Regions from separate parts of the Homo sapiens genome. Here region 1 is linked to region 2. The links are chromatin contacts, found by Hi-C or POLR2A ChIA-PET in ENCODE. All regions are on one chromosome and are shown on one strand. The core of a region is the stretch at or near the end of the contact, and the rest is flanking DNA. Distances in the headings are between cores, read along the strand shown. Region 1 holds the start of ADRA2C (adrenoceptor alpha 2C). Region 2 holds the start of LOC105374355 (vegetative cell wall protein gp1-like).

Region 1 (7,361 bases), core at 1-2,500, 290 kb before region 2:
CCACCGGGCCCCGGGGACCTGGAGGCGGTCAGCGCCCCCGACTCAGCCGCCCCCGGCCCCGCCCCCTGCCCGTCCGCACCGCCCGCGCCCCCCTCCGCGCCCGCTCGCCGCCGCCCGCCCCGCCGCAACGCGCCCCGGCGCCGCCGCCTCTCGGCCGCTGCGCTGCTCTCGTCCGGCTCCACGTCGGCGGGCGGGGGCGCGCAGTGCCCGTTCTCGCCTGCGCCTGCCGCCGCGCCCAGCCCGTTTTCGGTAGTCGGGGACGCACCGTCGGGGCCCACGGGGGCGCGCTTCTCGCTGAGCGTGCGCGTGCGCAGCTTGGCCACTCGGTAGATGCGCGCGTAGACCAGGCCCATGATGAGGCAGGGCGCGAAGAAGGAGCCGATGCAGGAGGACAGGATGTACCAGGTCTCGTCGTTGAGGCCGCACTGCGGGTAGGCGGCGCCGTCGGGCTGGCGGTAGAGCGAGACCAGCGGCGGGAAGGAGATGACGGCCGAGATGAGCCACACGGCCACGATGGTGGCCTTGACGCGGCGTGGTGTGCGCTTCAGGTTGTACTCGACGGCCTGCGTCACCGACCAGTAGCGGTCCAGGCTGATGGCACACAGATGCACGATCGACGAGGTGCAAAACAGCACATCGAGCGCCAGGTACACGCCGCACCACACCTGCCCGAAGTACCAGTAGGCCATGAGCTCGTTGGCCAACGAGAAGGGCATGACCAGCGTGGCCACCAGGATGTCGGCCGAGGCCAGCGACACCAGGAAGAGGTTCTGTGGCGCGCGCAGCGCCCGGCTGGTCAGCACGGCGATCACCACCAGCACGTTGCCCACCACGGTGAAGACGATGAGGAAGCCCACCACGGCAGCCAGCCCTGCCACCGCGCCCGCCGAGTACTGGCCGCGCGGCGGCCCCCAGGAAGCCCCCGAGGCATTGGCAACCCCGCCGCTGCCCCTCTCGCCCGCGCCGCTCGCATTGGGGCCCGCCGCTGCCGCCACCGCCAGCGCCGCCGCCAGCGCCGGGGACGCCATGGTCCTCCCGCGAGCTACGCCGTCCCTCCTGGAGCCGGGGCGCAGCCGCGGCAGCTCGGGCGCCCCCCAGCCGGGGTCGGCGCCCGCATCGCCGCCTGCTGCTCGGGCGCGCCCGCCGGGGACCGCGGCGCCCAGCAGCCGGCCCTCGGCCGTGGTGGCTCCGCGGGCGGCGCGCCGGAGAGCGTGGCTGCCGGGCTCCCCGCAGCTGCCGAGCGTGTAAGTGCAGAGCAGGAGGCGCCCGGAGCGAGCGGCGACGCGGCTGCGGGGGGAGGGGGGCAGGTCCCGGGGTCCTCGCGCGGCCCCGCCCTCGGCCCGGCTCACGGGGAGCGCCCCGGCGTCGAGCCCACGGCGACGCGGCGCCCGAGCGGGCGTGCCTGAGCGGCCCCGCGGTCCCGGAGCCCAGCCGGGGCGCAGGCGACAGGCGGCGGCGGCCCGGGCGCTCCGCCTCCCATCCGGCCGGCTAGGGCTCGGCGCGCCGGGGCGCCGGCCGCCGCTCCTCCGGGCCCCCGCGCCCGCGCGCTCCCTCCGTCTCCAACTTTACTTTCCCGGGCGGGGCGCCGGCGCCGCCGCGAGTCCTCCGGCTGCTCCCGGGCGCGGGCGCCCCCCGCGGTCCACGCTTGGCCGTGCGGCCGCCGCCTCGCTCGCCGGAGCTGCGCCGCCGCCGCCGCCGCCGCCCTGCGCTGGGCGCGAGTGCGGCCGCCTGCGATCGGCTTCCAACTTGGGTCGAGTTGCGCAGCGGGGCGGGCGCGCGGGGCGGGGCGGGCCGCGGGCCCTGGGGAGCTGGCCGGGAACCGGAGCCCGCGGCCGCCTGGTCGAACCTGCCCGCGCGGCGCCGGGGAGGAGTCCGGGGCGGCGGCGCGGGGCGCGCGCTCGGCGAGGGCGCCCCCTCCAGGGCCGCCTGCAGCCTGCGGGACGGGGCCGAGCGGCGGCCGGCCTGGGTGGTGAGTTCCAGAAGCTGCTCTTTCTAAGACTGGAGCCTCCTTCGCCTCCCCCGGCGCAGGCATGGGCGCAGGCGGGGGCGCGCACACGCGCGCGCGCAGCACGGGCGGCTCGGGGTCCATGGCCTGATGGCAGAGCAACCTCTCGCAGCCTGGGGGAGGACGCGACGCTACCTGCGTGCGCACAGGTCCTGCCGAGCTCAGGGTCCGGACCAGATCCTGGATCGGCGCTCCCCGTCAGAGCCACCTCCGCACCCACCCCGGCCTCAGTTCCCTCGGCCCACTTCCCAGCGCTGCTGGAGCATGAATCATAACTAACGGCGGTGTCTGTGGAAGCCCTGGGCAAGCTCCCAAGCTCTGCACCCATGTTAGCAGTGATTGAAGTTTAATCCTTAGGCTCTCAGGCCCTGCTTTTAAAGGATGGAGAGGTGTTCAAAGTCACCACCTCTGACAAACACCCAGAACGGAGCTGCCTGGATGATGGAGCTTTTTGCAAGGGTGGGCTCAGGGGAGAGCGGCCGTTGAGGTAGCCCCCGTGCACCCTCGCCCCCGTCCGCGCACCTCCATTCTGCAGATGTGCACTGCCACGTGCACTGCCACTCTGTGGCCCATGTTGGGTGCTGGCTTCTGCCTCCAGGCAGCCTGGGGTCTGTGGGAGAGGGACTTCCAGGGACGAGGTGATCCAGGAGGAGAGCTGGAGTTCTCAGGCCTGACGTTTCTCTGCTAGGACCGAAGGGACGACCCTTCTCCCAAACGTCCAGAAACGAACCCCAGCTGGCTGGCCTCTCCCTGCATGGGCCCGCAGGAGAGAGGGAGGGAAGGTCTGTCCATCCTGTGGCTAGAACCGGCGGGGAAGGGGCGCTTCTGAGTGCCCGGGAGGTCATCATGAAGAGCGGCTGGAGTGACTGCCCTACCCCCGGGATGCCTATCCATGCCCGTGGCCTGGGGCAGCTTCTCTCTGAGCTCCTGAAGGGCGCCAGCTTTAGCCTCAGAGCCTGTCGTGTTCTCTGCTGCTCAGCCCTACTGGGGAGCATGTCTGTCTCCGCAGAGACACTGCCAGGAGCTACGGCTTCGTTCTTCACCATGTTTGTCACCAGCAGGGCCTGCATTGGGGGTGTGGAGGCCGAGCCAGGGCCCGGCAGAAAGCAAATATTTCAGATGATGGGCCTGCCAAGCAGGGGCGCACGTTGGAGCCAAAGCCTTCTGTGCCAGTCCTGTGCTAGTCTAGGGCACATATGCCCTTCGGGGAGGCAACAGGCCATGGCTGTCCTGTGGGAGGTGTGTGACCTGGGGATGGTGGAGGGTCACCATCCTTACTAAAGGCCCTCCTGGTTCTGGTTGCCTAAAAGGTGCCACCTGTCCAGGGCACCTGGAGGTGCATTTTTCAGGGAAGCCCACACACACCTGCTTCCTTCATGGTCGGCCCGCTGGAGCCCTTGTCTCTATTGAGCCCTCTGCGATGGCAGAGAGTGAGGGGGGCCTGGCCTCAGTTGAGGTGCTCACCATCTGTGGGTGGATGGGGCCACCCACTGAGGTGAATGCGCTGACAACCATCAGTGCCCTGGGGCTCCTCCCCCAGCCTGGGAGCGGGGTTGTCAAGGAAGCCTTCCTGGAGGAGGTGACCAAACTGTGCTTAGAGAGTGAGGAGGTGTTATGAGGAAGGGGGAGGCCTCTGTAGGCTGTCCTTCTTCCAGTGGGAGTGGGCTTTGTACTGGGGGCGTGGGGAGACAGGAGGACTAGGAAAGAGCAGTGGCAGGGGCCAGATGCAGGCTTTGGAGAAGGTCTCTCTCCCTCGGCATCAGCGTGCCTCCCACCCCCATCCTGAAGGGCTCTCTTTTTGAGAAGTGCTTTGGGGGATGCGCAGGGGCATGGGGATCTATCTAGGATCCTGGCTCCTATGTTCCCAAGAGATGGCAGCCCAGGCACGGGAATTTGGAGGGAAAAGGACACGGAGCACCTGGGGCCCTGAGCCAGATGAGCCTCCCACTGCCCAGGAGGGCTGAAGGCAGGGGCCACTCACAGGCCAGGCTGAGGGCATCTGGAGTGCCTGGCCAGTGAGCGGCCCAGGCCCTTGGGGATGGCAGCCAACAGGCTGACATGCTGCTGGCAACACCTCCTGGCATGACCAGGGAGGGGTCAGAAGGGTCCACTCCAGGGCCTGGATGGAGCCAAGGGCAAAAAGCTGGGGCCTGGAGTCATTAGGAGGAGCGAAGCCCTGGGCCATGCATAGGGGTTGCATTGCACGCAGGCCTGCCTGTGGTGGGAGGGCCCGGGACCGCAGCTGTTTGCAAGGAAGCTGGAGAGGACTCTTCCCCCAGACCTTGAAATTAGGCTTGAGGAACTGCTCCGGATTGTCCGTAACAAGCAGAACAGCACGTACCCAGCAAGACTTCCTGTCCTGACGAGGCACGACGCGAGCTGGCACGACCAGGAGGGGCGAGGAAGGAGGGTGCTGGGGGAGTCAGGCTGCACTGGCGGGGGTTGTGGGGGCTGTCTGTGTGTACGTGTGCAGGGGAGTACATGGCAGAAGTGGGCATATTTCAGAGGGGAAACCTACAGGTGTTTCCTAGAACTGAGAACCTAGAAGTGGCACGTCCTGGAGCTGCAGAGGCGAACCTGCCTGTATCTCACCCATGATGCGTGGGGCCTAGGAGGACAGGGTTGGTCCAGCAGGGCCATACAGCCATGGGACATTGGGCCCTGGCTGCTGTGCCGGAGAGAGCTGGGTGCCTGCCTGGGATGCCGCGCTCTAGGCTTCGTGAGCAGCCTCAGCTCGGGTGGAGGGGAGTTTGGCTCCTTGAGCCCCCTCCCTGCACATGCAGGCATGCATGCACATACGCAGATGTACAGTGTCCACACACATATATGTATCCACACACATCCTTGTGCACACATAGATCCATGCACACACATGAATATACATATCATGAATACACGTGTGTTCATGCAAGCATGAACACCCATACATACACATATCCACACATGCATGCAAGCATGCAACCTATTCATGCACACTTGCATGCCTTCACACACACATGCATGCACACATCCACACACACACTGTCTACATATACCATGTGGATTTACAGTGCATCCATGCCTACAGAATATACACACATGTATGCACACATACATGTTCCCACACATGCACACATGCCTGCGTGTGCATACACATGCCCGTGTACTCTTCACATGCAGGTGCATATATACATATGCACTATCATACACACGTGCTTTTTGCACACGTATGTCTACACATGCATATGTATCACACTGGCATATGTAGAAATGATGCACCCATGCTGTGCACACACCTGTGCATACTGCGGGCACGCACAGCCTTCCCTGTGCAGATAACACGAATCCATGCACATTGCACACACGTGTGTATGCCTGTGCTGCACACATCTGTCCCTATGCATGACACCAGTCATGCATGTGCACACATGGCTTCGCATATATGGATGTGTACACACATATGCGGCACCTGTGGCCTTGCCCACCCTCCTAGGCTGAGGAGAAGATGTATTTCTGGGTTGCTGCTGCAGCCAGCTCTTCCGGGGCTGCGGCTGGGTTCTGCCTCGCCTGCCTGGTCTGCACAGCTCCACCTGGCTCCTGCGGTCAGCCCTCCTCTCCACGCTGTGAGCTGTGAGGACATTTCTCATTAACTCTTGTGGACCCTGGGCCTGACCATGTGCTGTCCGCAGGCCTGGATGCCCTCTGCCTCATCTTTCCTGGGGCTCGCTTCCTTCAAGACTTGTCCCATGATGTTCCTCCTTCAGGAAGCCTCCCGTGACCTCCCGGGCTGGATCTGGGCCACTTTTGCCGGCCTCCTGCATGCCCCATGGGGCATGGCCATCATCAGTAACCATACATCTCAGCTGTGTCCCATCCCCACTGCCTGGTCCAGGGCTGGGCTCTCAGCTCACAGAAAGAGCTGAATGAAGGCCTGGTGGCAGGATGGGTGCCGTGAAGGGCAGATGGGCTTGTGGGCCTGGCTCTAGCCTCCTTAGCCGCACTGATGCTTGCTGGGTGCTGAGTGCAGGGGGTGCCTTCACCTGGTGGCTGCTTGTGCCAGGCCCCAGTGCCCCTGGCCAACAGGCCCTTTTCTCAGTTCCATGGAGTTTGGGGTCATCAGATGTGGCTTTAGGCTCCTGCTCATTCCCTTACTTATTGTCTGGCAGTGGGGGAGCCTTCTGGCTTCCAGGGCCTCAGTTTCCCCTGTCTGTAAAATGGGAGCATTGGACCAGAGCATTCCGAGGCCCATGCCAGCCCTGAGTGACCCCCTCCCCCAACTTGGCTGTGAGCTCCTGGGGGTGGGGGTGGCGCCTGCCTGCCCATCTCTGCCCTCGGTTGGTGTCCGCAGGGGAAAGGGAAGAGGCTGGACTCGGGGAGAGACCCCTCTCCACTCAGCCCTGGTGGGTGCGGGAACCAAGGGAAGCCAGCCCTATCTTCTTGTCTCAAGACCAAGAGGACATGTTTTCTCCCTGGAGCTGAGCTGAGCTTTCTTTCCCTATGTTTATTTGAAATTTCATTTTTAAAGACGAGTCAGGGAAAAATGAGGCTTGCTTCTCTCCCTGCCCCTCCCTGAAGAATTCCAGAAGCTGATTTGTCTTGTCAGGATGTGGCAGGGAGCCGTGGCCTGGGCTGGCTCTCTGAGCTGTTGCATATTGATCAGCATTGATGGGTTTGGCACAGTCGAGTTCTTACAGAGCTGGCGGAAGTCCCTCTGGAGAAAGAACTGCTTCGGGGACTGGCTTTGATTTGCAATGAGTGTAATAGATTAAAGCAGTGGGTCAGCATGTCTTATTGAGCACCAGCTGTGTACCTCAGCCCTGGCCCTGCTGGGATCCAAGCTCAGATCCCCGCCTCCCCCGACCCTCTCGGTTGCCACCGAGCCCCACCTCTGCCTGCCCGCTGCACCTGCTCCAGTCTCCACCTGGCTTCTCCTGCTAGGGGCTGTGCCCTGCCCGCTAGCTGCCTGAGCCTGACATTCAGGGCCCTCCAGTGCCCAACCTCAACCCACAGCCCTTCACTGGTTCAGTTGTCATGCAGTCCGCAGACACCAGGAAGCATCCTCTGCGTGCAGCCCTGGAGATGTAGAGGTGACGAAGGCAGGGCGGCCCAGAAGACCTCACCTCCTGCTCCACCATCCTGGGCCTGGGCCTAGCGGGGTAGGCTGGCAGCAGGCCTGCTGCCTGGACTCTGGGTTCGAGCTGGCTGGGTTTTCCTCTGTGACCTTTCCCAGCCTTGGTGGCCGCTGTGCACACTCCTCAGAATGACGTCTGCAGAGCTCTCAGCCTGGGGCCTGCCCGTTGCTGGGTGGTTGCAGGAAGGAGGCCACTTGACCCCGTTCCAGCCAATGATACCTCCCTGAGGACAAGGGTGAAAGGTG
Region 2 (6,429 bases), core at 3,213-5,712:
TGCCCCCGCCCACATACCTGCCTTCCGGGCTTGCTTGGGGGGATGGGGGGATGTGGCTGCTCTGCCACCCAGCAGGCACTTGATCAGTCCCTCCTCTGCCCCAAGGTCCCAGCGACCCTGCCCCCACAGCCGTCTTGAGGGCAAATGAAGCAGCCAGGAGACCCCAGAGACATCAAGTAGGGTCCCCTCAGGGCTCCAAGGCCACAGGAGAAGGGAGCTGTGCCACCTGGAGCTGGGGTCACATCCCAGGAAGGCTGCCATGTGACCACACTTCCTTCCCCCGGGCTGTTGGGAGGGCTGCATTCAGATGTTTGTAAAAGGTGTGGCACGGCACCTGCCCACACATGCTGCAGCCGTCACTGCTGGCCAGCACCGCGTCCTCCCCACCTCCTCGGTCATCTTTCAGGGGAAGCTGGAGCTGCCAGTGTGTGGGTGCTGCCCTGAGGCCGTGTGCAGCATCCTGGGGCCAGCATCCACCCCTGCACCCCCACAGCAGCAGGAGGGCCCCCAGGGACCAGCCCAGCGTCACTGGCAGAGCGATGCAGCCGCCACCCGTGGAGAAGCCCCAGCTGCGAGTCACGGGGGCGCTGCCCTCCCGGCCAGGGGTGAATGAAGCCCTGGCGGCCGCGTGAATGGGCCACTGGGCTGGCTGCACCCGGCTGGACACTCCGGCTGGCGTCACCTCACAGGAATCCCGCCCGCTCCGGGGCCTCTGCCCATTGCCCAAAGAAAGGTACGCAGGAGGGAAGGCGCCGGGGTGGGCAGGAGTTGGGGGGAAGGGAAATCTCGGCATTAGAACCCCCGCTGCCTGCTGCCCAGTCATGCTCTGCCTTCACGGAACACAGGCTGTAGATTCCAGGGACACGGAACTCAGGCCAGCCCCGACACGTGGCGACGCTGCCGGCCCCTTGGCAGCCACCCCGGGCACACGAGGGCGAGCGGCACCTTGTGCTGTGGATGCTTCCTTCCACGTAGTGTCCCCAAACCGGGTCATGGGACAGCGCCATTCCTACTTTAGCAAAAAGGACACTGAGGCCCAGAGAAGGCACGCCACCTGTCCACCATCACACAGCCACGAGGTGGACTCAAGTCCAAGTCCCCTGGCCCCCTGTGCACCTTCTGGCCCGATAGAGCTTCCAGTCCTACTGTGGGTGAGGGGTGCTCCTGATCAGAATTGGAGGTGGGCATGGAGGGGAGGCCAATGCCCGCTGCGATGCCATCCAGGAGGATGCCCCGAGAGGCTCATGAGGGCCGTGATGGGGTGGGGCCCCCAAGCTGGGTAGGGTGGGCAGAAGAGAGCCTGCACCAGGCCCTGGGGGCAGGCAAGGAGAAGGCCGTCATGCTGTCTGCTGGCTGGCTCACTCAGTGCCAGGCAGTCGCTCCCTGTCCCCGTGGTCCACCCCTCCCTGTGAAGGGCTCAGCCGGCACAGCCCCAGCTCTCACGAAAGGCCAGGCTCTCTAATCCTGAGCTTACAGACAGCTGGCAGTGGCCACGGGACAATGAGTCCCCCGACTATAAAAAACCACATTACGGAAGGAGTGGAGCCGGCCCCGCATTCCATGCGGCGTCTGCGGAGCGTCACTCACCCCGAAGACACGGTCAACCGGGCAAGGCCTGGAGCACAGCCCACCGCCAGCCTCGGGCTCCCACGTGCCCACGCGACACCCTCGCCAGCCACCCCCATCATCCATGCCAGCAGAGCTGACATCAGTGGCCCTGGAGGAAGATGCCCATCTCCAATGCTGGTCTGCCAAGGTCTTGGGCCATGGCCTCCCAGGACACCGCACGACTAGGCTCTCGCTGGGCCTCCCTGGGTTCATGCTCCACCCCCGCTCCCACCCAGCCCCCCCCGGTCTTGGGAATGCTCAAAGCTCCCTCTGCACACCAGGTCTGCCTGCCATCTCCACTCAGGAGGCTGCCGTCCCCACCCTCCACACCCCTACATCTCCACTCAGGAGGCTGCCGTCCCCACCCTCCACACCCCTACATCTCCACTCAGGAGGCTGCCGTCCCCACCCTCCACACCCCTACATCTCCACTCAGGAGGCTGCCGTCCCCACCCTCCACACCCCTACATCTCCACTCAGGAGGCTGCCACCCCCACCCTCCACACCCCTGGCCACCTAGAACACCCCAGACCTTTCCAGACTCAGGCCACATAACGACACCTTTCATGATGCTTTTCTTGGCCTCTGGCCCCCTTCAGTCCCCTGACCCCGACAGCCCCTCTGTGGTGCTCTCACGGACGCCTCCTCTGGGGTTCAGCCCCACCTGCTGCCGTCCCGGCTGCCAGGCTGAGCACCTTGCCGGCAGGGAGCACAAGCCGTCTGTGGTCTCAGTGTCCACCCAAGCGCCCATAACCAGGAGACCCCCAGTGCTCGGCCTTGGGTGGAAAGACATAGGTGAGAGGCTGCTGACCGCCCCCCTGCCCCTTCCCCAAGACAGGGTGCGCATGTTTCCTGTTTGCCTGTGTGTTTGGGGAAAGGGGGGAGAACAGGGCCTGCCCCATTTTGCTATATCACACAGGTGTGACTGCAGCAAAGCCGGCCACTCTGTTTCCCCTATCCCTGCCCTCAGAGGCCGCTCCTTCTCCAGAGGCTGGTCCACTCCCTCCCTGGAATCGAAGCCAGCCAGTGATGGCTCTGGCATAAAGTGGCATGAGGGATGCTCTCCCAGCCCTGCCCCAAGACCGTCAGAGGCCTGGCAGCTTCTGCTCTCTTGGAACCTATTGAGAAGCCCAAGGTGTCCTATCGGAGGGTGAGGTTCCTGGAGGGAAACTGAGGCAACCCAGCCAACAGCCGGCACAGTGCTTTCCTGGGCCTTTGGGCCCCACCATAGCCAAATGCCACTGCCCGAGGGACCCCAGGCAGCACCTCATGGGGCAGAGATGAGCTGTCCTCACTGAGCCCCGTCCAGATCCCTGGCCCACAGAATTGCCAGCCAGGGAACAGCCGCCAGCCGCTAGGTGTGGCAGGGTAAATAGGAGTTAGCTCAGCTGTTAGAGGGTAAGCGGTGGAGGGGGGTGAAAAGGGCACGTCAGACATCTTTGAGCACAAACGGGTGTCCCAAAGGGCTGTATAGGAGCCCTGTTGTGGGGGATAGGAGGCGTGAGGGTAAGAGGAAAGAGCATGGAAGACGCAGAGAAGCAGGACAGAGTCAGCAGAACACAAGCAGAAGGCCAGGAGCTGCGGGGCTCAGGGCGGCGCCAACTCTGGACAGAGGCTGGGGTTGCTGAGCGGCAGGCAAACCTCACCCACGTTACAGACGCACCTGCTTCCTGAGAAACACGTCTCCAGTGAAAAAGCTGTTGCACTAACTCCAGGACTCACCGGCTTGAGAAAGAAAATGCTCCTCCACGCAGACATTTAATGAGCCAATTAGATCTAAGATGGTTTCCATCTGAATATTCTTGAGTGCCCTCGTGGCTGCCCCTTGATGTCAGAATCTTAAGTGCTCATAATCCCAGCTCCTCAGAGAACAAACATCGGGGTGACCAGGGTGTCCTGGATGGCTCATGCCAGGTAGGCATGGGCAGGACTGAGAAGTCTTGATAACATGACCCTCAGCCCTCTCCATCCCCCAAGGTGGCAGCTTCTTGTACACTTGGGAGTGGCCCCACCTAGTGGGTCTCGGGTGGAGGAAGGCCTGGAGCCTGGCAGTGGGTGTTGGCTCCCACCCCTCCTCTGCCCTCCTGAAGCAGCCCCAGTCCAGGGGCACCACTCTAGAAGGCCCCCCCTTCCCGGGCCGGCCCTCCTCCCCTTGTCCATCACCACCTTGTTAACATTCCTGCAATCCACAGGGTTCCCATCCCCCAACCAGGCAGCTGCTGCCTGGGGCAGCCTCGCCCTCCATCTTCTGGACCTCAATCAGAACCTTCTCTGGCCCCTGCCAGCCTCTTCCTCCAAGCTCATCTGCACCCCGGGGTCAACATTAGCATATAAAACACTCCCCATGCTCAAGCACCTTCAATGGCTCCCTGCTGCTCCGAGACAATGGTGCAAACAAACACTGGTCCAATTAGCCAGCTCTCTACAACCCAGCCCTGTCTCCTCCTCCTCCTCCACCCTCACGCCTCCTATCCCCCCCAACAGGGCTCCTACACAGCCCTTCGGGACACCCATTCGTGCTCAAAGATGTCTGAAGTGCCCTTTTCACCCCCCTCCACCCCTTACCCTCTGACAGCTGAGCTAACTCCTATTCACCCTGCAGAAGTCCCCTGAGGCTCGCCCCTCCAGAGAGCTTCCCCGCAGTGCCCCCAGCCTGGGGTCTGTGCCCCTCCTGGCTCCCCTCGCACCCTCTGAGGACTGAAAATGCCTCACTCAGTCTCACGCAGCCTCTGAGGCCGGACCGTCTGATCCCTAGGCCCAGCGCCCGGCAATGAGAAACTGCTGAAGGCGCTCCCTGCTGCCTGACAGAGGCCAGGGTTCCAGCCAGCTCTGTCCAGGCTGCCCCCGCAGGCTGCAGTGGCCAAAGGTGGCCGGCAGGGGGCTCTCCAGAGCTGGGCAGATGCCGCGTTCATGTAGCAAGAGCCTCCTAGTTCAGGTTTTCATTCTTTACTCTTCTTTTTTTGAGACAGAGCCTGGCTCTGTTGCCTTGGCTGGACTGCAATGGCGGGATCTCAGCTCACTGCAACCTCCAACTCCCAGGTTCAAGTGATTTTCCCACCTCAGCCTCTGGAGTAGCTGGGATTACAGGCACCTGCTACCACACCTGCCTAATTTTTGTATTTTTAGTAGAGATGGGGTTTCACCATGTTGACCAGGCTGATCTCGAACTCCTGACCTCAGGTGATCCTCCCACCTCCGCCTCCCAAAGTGCTGGGATTACAGACATGAGCCACTGTGCCTGGCCACATTCTTAATCATTTTTAAAAGTCAAAATGAGTTTCAAATGCTCCGGGCGGCCCCCAGAGGCTGGGCAAAGAGGCAGATATGGTCCTTGGACTGGACCCAGCTGGAGAGAGCAGGTAAGGGGGGAAAAAGGGGGCACCTCCAAAAGCTTCCATTCACCCTCAAGGCCCAGCTCAAACGTCCCCCTGCGCCTCCAAAGCCCTCCCTTCCTAGGCTCTGGGTGGGCTCACCCTCTCTGGGGCCCACCACCGTCTGTGCTGCAAGCTGAGCCTGTCCCAGGGCGAGTGGCCCTCTCTGCATCACTCTCCACCACGCACAGTCCATCCCCGAAGGCGGGGCCCAGTCACTTGCCCGTGTGTGAGGCTGGAGCCTGCAGACCTGAGCTGTCCACAGACCGTCGCCTGCCATGTGCCAAGTGCGCTCGGGCCAAGCTCCAGGAGTCCACACTACAGGCCCGTGACCAACAGAGACGGGGAATTGGGCCACACTGGGGACCCGGGGGTTGCTGTCACCAAGCCACCTCCTGTCCCATTCTGAACAGGCAGCTGTCCACAGAGAGACCTCTGCCCCCCAGGCACCAAGACCAGCCAGGCCTGTCTCCACCCGACCCCCACCAGGGCCCCCGTGATGCACAGCCACGCCCAGTGTCTCAGGATGAGTGAGGCGCAGCCATCGCCTTGGGCCAGGGTCACCCTCTCTGCTCTCTGCAGAGCTGGCTGTGGCGGGGCCAAGTGAGGCGGTTCTGGGGATCGGGGGCCAGGCTAGGACCTGTCCCTGGGGAAGGAGGGAATGTGGATTTCCTACACCCAAGAACTTCCAGGGCCTTCCCACGACTCCAGCCCAGCTGTGACCTCCAGACTGAATGTGACGACACCCACAGACTTATTGGGATTCAGATTCTGGATATTTCTCCGTCCCAGTGGCCCCAGTTGTCGGCCAAATGGTGGCCCACAAAATGTGTTCACATACCAGGGCCTGTGAACAGGAGCCTCTGCGGATGGAATTGATGGTCTCGGGATGGGGTCACCCTGGGTCATCCAGGTGGGCCCTAAGTCCACAGACTGCAAGAGACTGAAGAGGAGGCTCACGCAGGAGCCAGCAGGCGCAGGGACTGGAGTGGCACAGCCACGAGCCGAGGCCGCCGGGGCCACCAGCGGCTGGAAGGGGCAGGAAGGACCTTCCCATGGGTCCTCCCCAAGAGCTTTTGGAAAAAGCCAACCCTGAGGACCCCTTGATTTGGGGTTTCTGGCCTCCAGGCTGCAGAAGGAACCCGTTCTGGACACTTGGCCCTCTCTTGGGGGTCATCTGCTACAGAAGCCCCAGGAAGCTGATGCCGCTGCCCCTGGACCACCCGAGTTGCCGGCTCCCTCCCGCAGGAGGCCCCAGGCTGCCCACACGTGCCGCAGACTCCCCGTCCCTCCAGCCAGACGGCCTGCACTCAGTGCTGCGTTGAGAACACCACCGCTTGGCCGAGTCTAAGACCCAGCCTAAACCACCCAGGGTGGTGGCCACGCCTGTCTCCAGGAGGATACAGCCCAGCAGGGCCTGCTGGGGACAGGGATGGGTGGCTCGGCCAAG

The links. Hi-C counts contacts between places; a loop is a spot of excess contacts on that map. ChIA-PET counts read pairs that join two places held with the same protein, here RNA polymerase II (POLR2A). Pooled maps may share reads with other maps.
Region 1: a loop to region 2 is called in a pooled map, with 4 times the contacts of the local background. The contact joins the promoter of ADRA2C here to the enhancer-like site in region 2. A Hi-C loop is called at or near these places in 2 of 168 maps with a recorded cell type or tissue (OCI-LY7 and ascending aorta), 1 of 37 single-sample maps with no recorded cell type and 4 of 50 pooled maps. POLR2A ChIA-PET finds 5 or more read pairs at or near these places in 3 of 52 experiments (MCF 10A, WTC11 and activated CD4-positive, alpha-beta T cell).

Annotation. Positions count from the first base shown.
Region 1 is chr4:3,760,274-3,767,634 of GRCh38, reverse strand. It overlaps ADRA2C (adrenoceptor alpha 2C), which reads right to left and starts at 1,250. Exons shown (of 1, transcript NM_000683.4): 1 at 1-1,250. The coding sequence starts at 1,028. RefSeq lists enhancers at 5,578-6,111, 6,112-6,645, 7,180-7,361.
Region 2 is chr4:3,478,749-3,485,177 of GRCh38, reverse strand. All of the region lies in intron 4 of DOK7 (docking protein 7), which reads right to left. LOC105374355 (vegetative cell wall protein gp1-like) reads left to right here and starts at 341. Exons shown (of 3, transcript XR_007057994.1): 1 at 341-733. RefSeq lists enhancers at 1-790, 2,493-3,459, 3,460-4,427, 4,647-5,238. Within about 2 kb of position 4,462, at least 7 of the 41 ENCODE cell types and tissues checked have a DNase peak (open chromatin) inside an H3K27ac peak, as active enhancers do; they include ascending aorta, where a contact is called at or near this core.